Linked DNA regions of Homo sapiens: region 1 is linked to region 2. Evidence: chromatin loops called from intact Hi-C (ENCODE). Cell type or tissue: testis. All regions are shown on one strand. Links, peaks and the distances in the headings refer to the core of each region. The heading gives the core; the rest is flanking DNA.

Region 1 (2,914 bases), core at 268-2,767, 64 kb before region 2:
CCAAACTCCCCACAGAGCTGCTCTTCCCCAGGACCCCCAGGGCACCAGGGACCCTGCTCCCCAGGCCAGACAAGGCCTGGGGTGAGTCCCACAAATGAGAATATGTATAATGTCTGGGGTAGTGGCCAGATTCCCCACTTTTTATTCCAATATTTGACAATGAGGATGTGCTTAATATTTTGAAGAGAAGTTAAAGTAGATGGATTGTGCTGTCTTGTTTTCCCAGATTGGATGATTTGTGTCTGGCTTTTTTTACTCAACGTTGCGATTGTATCAGTTTTTTGTAGCTGTGTAACAAATTATCCCCAAATATAGCAACTTAAACAGCCTCAGAATCCTGGCATAAAACAATAAACATGTATTAACTCACCATTTCTGAGGGCCAGGAATCCAGGAGCAGTGTGGCTGGCTGACTTCGCCCAGAGTGCATGATCTGAGGTGGAGAAACTGCTTCCACCATGGCTCCCTCACAGCGTGGGCAGGAGACCTCAGCACCTTACCGTGTGCACCCGGCCTAGGGCTGTTGGAGTGTCCTCACAATATGGCAGCTAACTTCTCCCAGAGTGAGTGAGCCAAGTCAGAGAAAAAAGAAAGCCTCAGATGCCTTTTATGACCCAGCCTCGGAAGTTACACAAAGTCATTTCCACCATATTCTGTTTATTAAAAGTGAGTCACAAAGCACAACCCACACTCAAGGGGAGAGAAATCAGACACCACTTTTTGGAGGGGGGAGGATCAAAGAATTTTGCAGATATTAAGTCATCACAGTAAGAATTATCTATATTATTTTGTGTCACAGGAGTTGACCAGAAAGACCTCTGTAACTGAGAGGTGACAGCATGCTGGCAGCCCTCACAGCCCTCCCTCGCTCTCGGCGCCTCCTCAGCCTTGGCGCCCACTCTGGCCGCGCTTGTGGAGCCCTTCAGCCCGCCGCTGCACTGTGGGAGCCCCTTTCTGGGCTGGGCAAGGCCAGAGCCGGCTCCCTCAGCTTGCGGGGAGGTGTGGAGGGAGAGGCGCCGGCGGGAACCAGGGCTGTGCGCGGCGCTTGCGGGCCAGCGCGTGTTCCGGGTGGGCGTGCTCTCGGCGGGCCCCGCACTCGGAGCGGCCGGCCGACCCCGCCGGCTCCGGGCAGTGAGGGGCTTAGCACCTGGGCCAGCAGCTGCTGTGCTCGACTTCTCGCCGGGCCTTAGCTGCCTCCCCACGGGGCAGGGCTCGGGACCTGCAGCCCGCCATGCCTGAGCTTCCCCCACGCCGTGGTCTCCTGAGCGGCCCGAACCTCCCCGACAAGCGCCGCCCCCTGCTCCACGGCGCCCAGTCCCATCAACCACCCAAGGGCTGAGGAGTGCGGGCGCAGGGCGCGGGACTGGCAGGCAGCTCCACCTGCGGCCCCGGTGCAGGATCCACTGGGTGAAGCCAGCTGGGCTCCTGAGTCTGGTGGGGACTTGGAGAATCTTTATGTCTGGCTAAGGGATGGCAAATCCACCAATCAGCACTCTGTATCTAGCTCAAGGTTTGTAAACACACCAATCAGCACCCTGTGTCTAGCTCAGGGTTTGCAAATGCACCAATTGACACCTGTATCTAGCTACTCTGGTGGGGACATGGAGAACTTTTGTGTCCACACTCTGTATCTAGCTAATCTAGTGGGGAGGTGGAGAACTTTTGTGTCTAGCTCAGGGATTGTAAACGCACCAGTCAGCACCCTGTCAAAACAGACCAACCAGCTCTCTATAAAATGGACCAGTCGGCTCTCTGTAAAATGGACCAATCAGCAGGATATGGGTGGGGCCAGATAAGAGAATAAAAGCAGGCTGCCGGATAACGCAGTGGCAACCCGCTCGGGTCCACTTCCGCACTGTGGAAACTTTGTTCTTTCTCTGTTTGCCATAAATCTTGCCACTGCTCACTCTTTGGGTCCACACTGCCTTTATGAGTTGTAACACTCACCGCGAAGGTCTGCAGCTTCACTCCTGAAGCCATCGAGACCACGAACCCACTGGGAGGAACAAACAACTCCAGAGGCTCCGCCTTAAGAGCTGTAACACTCACCGCGAAGGCCTGCAGCTTCACTCCTGATCCAGGAGACCACAAACCCACCGGAAGGAAGAAACTCCTAACACATCCGAACATCAGAAGGAACAAACTCCGGACACACCGCCTTTAAGAACTATAACACTCACCTCGAGGGTCCGCGGCTTCATTCTTGCAGTCAGTGAGACCAAGAACCCACCAATTCCGGACACATAACTAGCAAAGCTACCTCAGGATGGAGCAGGTATCTCAAAGGGGGAGGAGTTCCCATCCTGGGGGTGTGTAAACAGCTGGGAGATGGAGGGAATTTTAATGTCAGTTAGGGTCTGGGACTCTGGAGTTGGATAACCTAATTCCCAGGCCTCCTTTCTGTTGTGTTTTGAAGTATTCCCAGTTGTCCATATCATCTGGGAATGGCCAGAATTGGCTCCGTCAAATGTCCAAAGTGAGATTCTTGATGTTCCTGTTGCGTCTGGCCAGAAAGGGAGCCTCAGAGCCACCGGCTCCAGGATACACCTTGTAACACCTAAGGTGTTGGTTGGTAATTTTGTTCAAGAGCAAATCTGATCTCTTTCTCATCTGATGGGTAATGCTCTGACATGGTAAAGGTGTGAGGACACACAGCTGTCACACACTGCTGAAGGGCATGCCGACTTTTACATCCTTTTGTCAGAGCAGTCTCAATTTTAATTTGAAAGCGCCTATCTTTCAACCTAGCAGTTTTGATTTCCGTAGGAAGCCTGAGGAATACCCCCTCCCTCCCCTGCCACTGCCACGTTGTTCGTAACACGAAAAAACAGAAGTAACCTAAATATCCATCTACACCAGGGCGTCCCGTGAAGCCAATAGAAGGAATAAGGTCATTCTCTACATACTGACTCTG
Region 2 (2,914 bases), core at 268-2,767:
TGTAGGAGATAAGATTAGAGAGATAGCAGAGGGTTGCATCTTATAGGGAGATTATAAAATTATACTTCTGTGTTGAGACTCGACTATCAAAGATTAAGGGGGGTAGGATTAGGAGGCTATACCAATGAAGTTCATGTAGTAGTCCATTTATAAACAAGGAAAAGGAAATGCTAAATGGAAAGTAATGTGTATGGATACTAGTCCAGTGCTAAATCTTAACTAATTGCTTAGACTTGCTTTAAAAATGTCTCTGAAGCTTTTTAGTTACTATGGGATATGCAGTCCATTGTTTGTTCTTTTAAGAAAGTATTTAGATTGTTCAAAATCTTAGCTAGAAACAATACGAATACAATTTTGGGAATTTGGGCAATTTACAAAAATTTCAGATTTGCTGTATTAGCCCCATTTAAGCTTCTTAGAATTAGGTCCTTGTCTTTTGGACTGTGGCTGATTTTTTTACTTAACTAAAGAAAAAAATAGAAGTGAAAGGATTTGTTATTTTGAGAGAGTATAGTTTATTTCAGAAGTGATGGTTGCCTGTTTTAAGTCTGCGGGCTCAAGGCATGTTATCTTTCAAGTTGTTCAATATCAAAATAGATGAGCCAAAAAGAAGGGAACAGTGTGCTTAAGGTTTAAAAACGTAATGTTGAAGTTGTTGGTTTTAGTTACTTTACTTTTCTATTTTACAGGGTTGGTTTTTGTTTTCCATTTTGTGGGTCTAAAATTTCTTGTAAGGCTATAAGATGTACAGTGTACCCGTATAAAATTAGGATTGACTTATAGAGGGGAAATTTATTTGGTTTATTAAGATCCTTTCAGATGGATTTTATACCTGCTTCTCTATACTAGCCAAGTCTGTCTGAGTGAAGTGGTAATGTTATCTTTAATTTACATTTTAAAACTTTTACATAGTTAAATTTTAATAAAAAATCTGTTCTTGCCTTGGGAACTACCATAGATACGTTTTCTTCAGGGTACATTGAGCGAATTCCCCAAATTGTATTCGTATTGTTTTATTTCATTTCCCTGTTCCCTTACCCAGGTTGTCTTATGAGTTCAATATCATGTTTCTGTTCGTAAGTTCAGATTTTGTCTGTAGTCTTCACCCCTTTATAGTCTCTCAACTATCAGGTGAAAGTGGAACATTTCTTACCTCTTAATACTTTCTGCCTCCTCCCATTCTCCAGACAAATATTGTCCTTTAATATAGCCAAAATGAACAAAGGGTTTGCAGTTCAGAGATGTGACTATGTACATGTATTTTCTAGTTGTTTCTCAGAAATCATACCTTCTCTTCCCACAGCACTATTTTCCCCTTTTCAAGCTTATAAGAGGGCCTAGGAGGGTTGCTTTAAAGGCTGTGGTATGATTCCAAACTGGAACAAGCCAGCTGGAAAGTTAAGTTAGGAAGACTGTAGAGGTGGAATAAAGGGTTGGCAAAATAGATGAGCCAGAAAGAAGGGAACAGTGTGCTTAAGGTTTAAAAAACAGCAACAAAAAATAACTGCTCTCATTCAGCTAGTTTTTCAGCATCTGCATTCTCCCAACCTCACTGAAATTTGGTTCTGAGGAGCTCTGCTTTCTAGAATACGGTTTCTTAACATCAGCACTATTGACATTCTTGGCCAGTTATTTGTTTTGGGAGATGCCCTATGCAACGTGAGATATTTAGCAGCATGCCTGGCCCCTACCCACTAGATGCCAGTTGCTTCCCCTAGTTTTGACTACTAAAAATGTCTCCAAGGTTTGCCAGATGACCACTGGGGGCAAAATCTACACCCTGTTGAGAACTACTGCTGTAGAAGAAGGCTATTTGAATGTCCTAGCTGGCAGCTTGCGTAAATATTACATCAATTATGCTTTTTTTCAATAAGTGAATCCTGGAAATGAAAGACCTTTGTGTGAAATTTGGCACTTTGGGTGGTGGAACCTTGATAGGTCCTGTGACTTAGGTTTGATCTATACTTAAGAATCAAGGTCCCTGAACCTCTGTGCCACACATGTCTACAACTTTACACAGGCAGATATCTCCAGGAATAAATACATCTCAGCTCTCATGCTGCATGCGTATTATACTTTTTGTGGCATTATCCTTTCAAAATTATAGTCAGTGGACATTCAGTCAGGTTATCATGGTAATTAATGGGTTGGGAAGTTGACGTACAGAGTGTCTTACCCTGTAACCTTTATAATACCCCCCCTCAGATCCTATGTGGATAGTAATAGATTCGTTTTATTCAGCTTCAGTTCATGTGGTATCTGAAGATCATTTCAGTCATTCAATAGATTTAACATTCCAAGCTTAGAATAGCCAGGTGCTGTGTTTTATGAGAATCACCATACATCATTTTCAAGCCAAGTGTTCCATAGGCAAGTAAGTGATTATGAACTTTGTAACAATAATTCCTTTGGCTGTTCAGATCTGAAGATTGAAGTTATATGTAACTTGCTACTGTGTAACCATATATCCAACTGCAGATTTTCATTATTAATACCGATTCCCTGCACAGTTACAGGCTCTTGCTTTCTTGTCCATATGCCGACCAAATAATTGAATCAATGGAAGTCGAAAATTGGATTGTATTAGACTAGCCAAAGTGTTTAGCAGCAGCATCAGGTTCCATACTTAACACTATTATTTTAATTTTTTAAGCTTTATGTTATACCACAAAAGGACTTAGGTGAGTGTGTTAAGGCTTTAAACAAAGTGGTAAGAGATACAAACAGCAAGGGTCTTAATAGACAGGTGTTTGAGGTTAATTTTTAGCACACCTTCATTCAACTTGAATTGTTGAGCAATCAAAAAGACAGATGCTTGGTAATGATTTTAGAATGGTAGATTTAAAAAACATAGAGATTATTCGAATGATATGGTTTTTAAATAAAGCAGTTATCAGTAATTCAGTTAATAAAA

What was found. Hi-C counts contacts between places; a loop is a spot of excess contacts. Peaks named below come from ENCODE experiments on the same cell type or tissue, not always from the same donor. Only the 100,000 strongest peaks of a DNase experiment are listed, where the experiment ranks them.
Region 1: a loop joins it to region 2, with 2.6 times the contacts of the local background. A loop is called at or near these places in 1 of 110 quality-filtered maps.

What each region holds. Positions count from the first base shown.
Region 1 is chr9:97,573,212-97,576,125 of GRCh38, forward strand. The region is part of intron 8 of TMOD1 (tropomodulin 1); the gene reads left to right. Among named protein-coding and RNA genes, the nearest start is that of TMOD1-AS1, 58 kb to the left of the region's middle. In testis, for the core only: no CTCF peak of the experiment used is centred there; DNase peaks (open chromatin) are centred at 1,510 and 1,810; H3K4me3 peaks cover 1,942 bases.
Region 2 is chr9:97,637,094-97,640,007 of GRCh38, forward strand. All of the region lies in intron 1 of NCBP1 (nuclear cap binding protein subunit 1), which reads left to right. Among named protein-coding and RNA genes, the nearest start is that of NCBP1, 4.7 kb to the left of the region's middle. In testis, for the core only: a CTCF peak has its summit at 1,767; no DNase peak of the experiment used is centred there.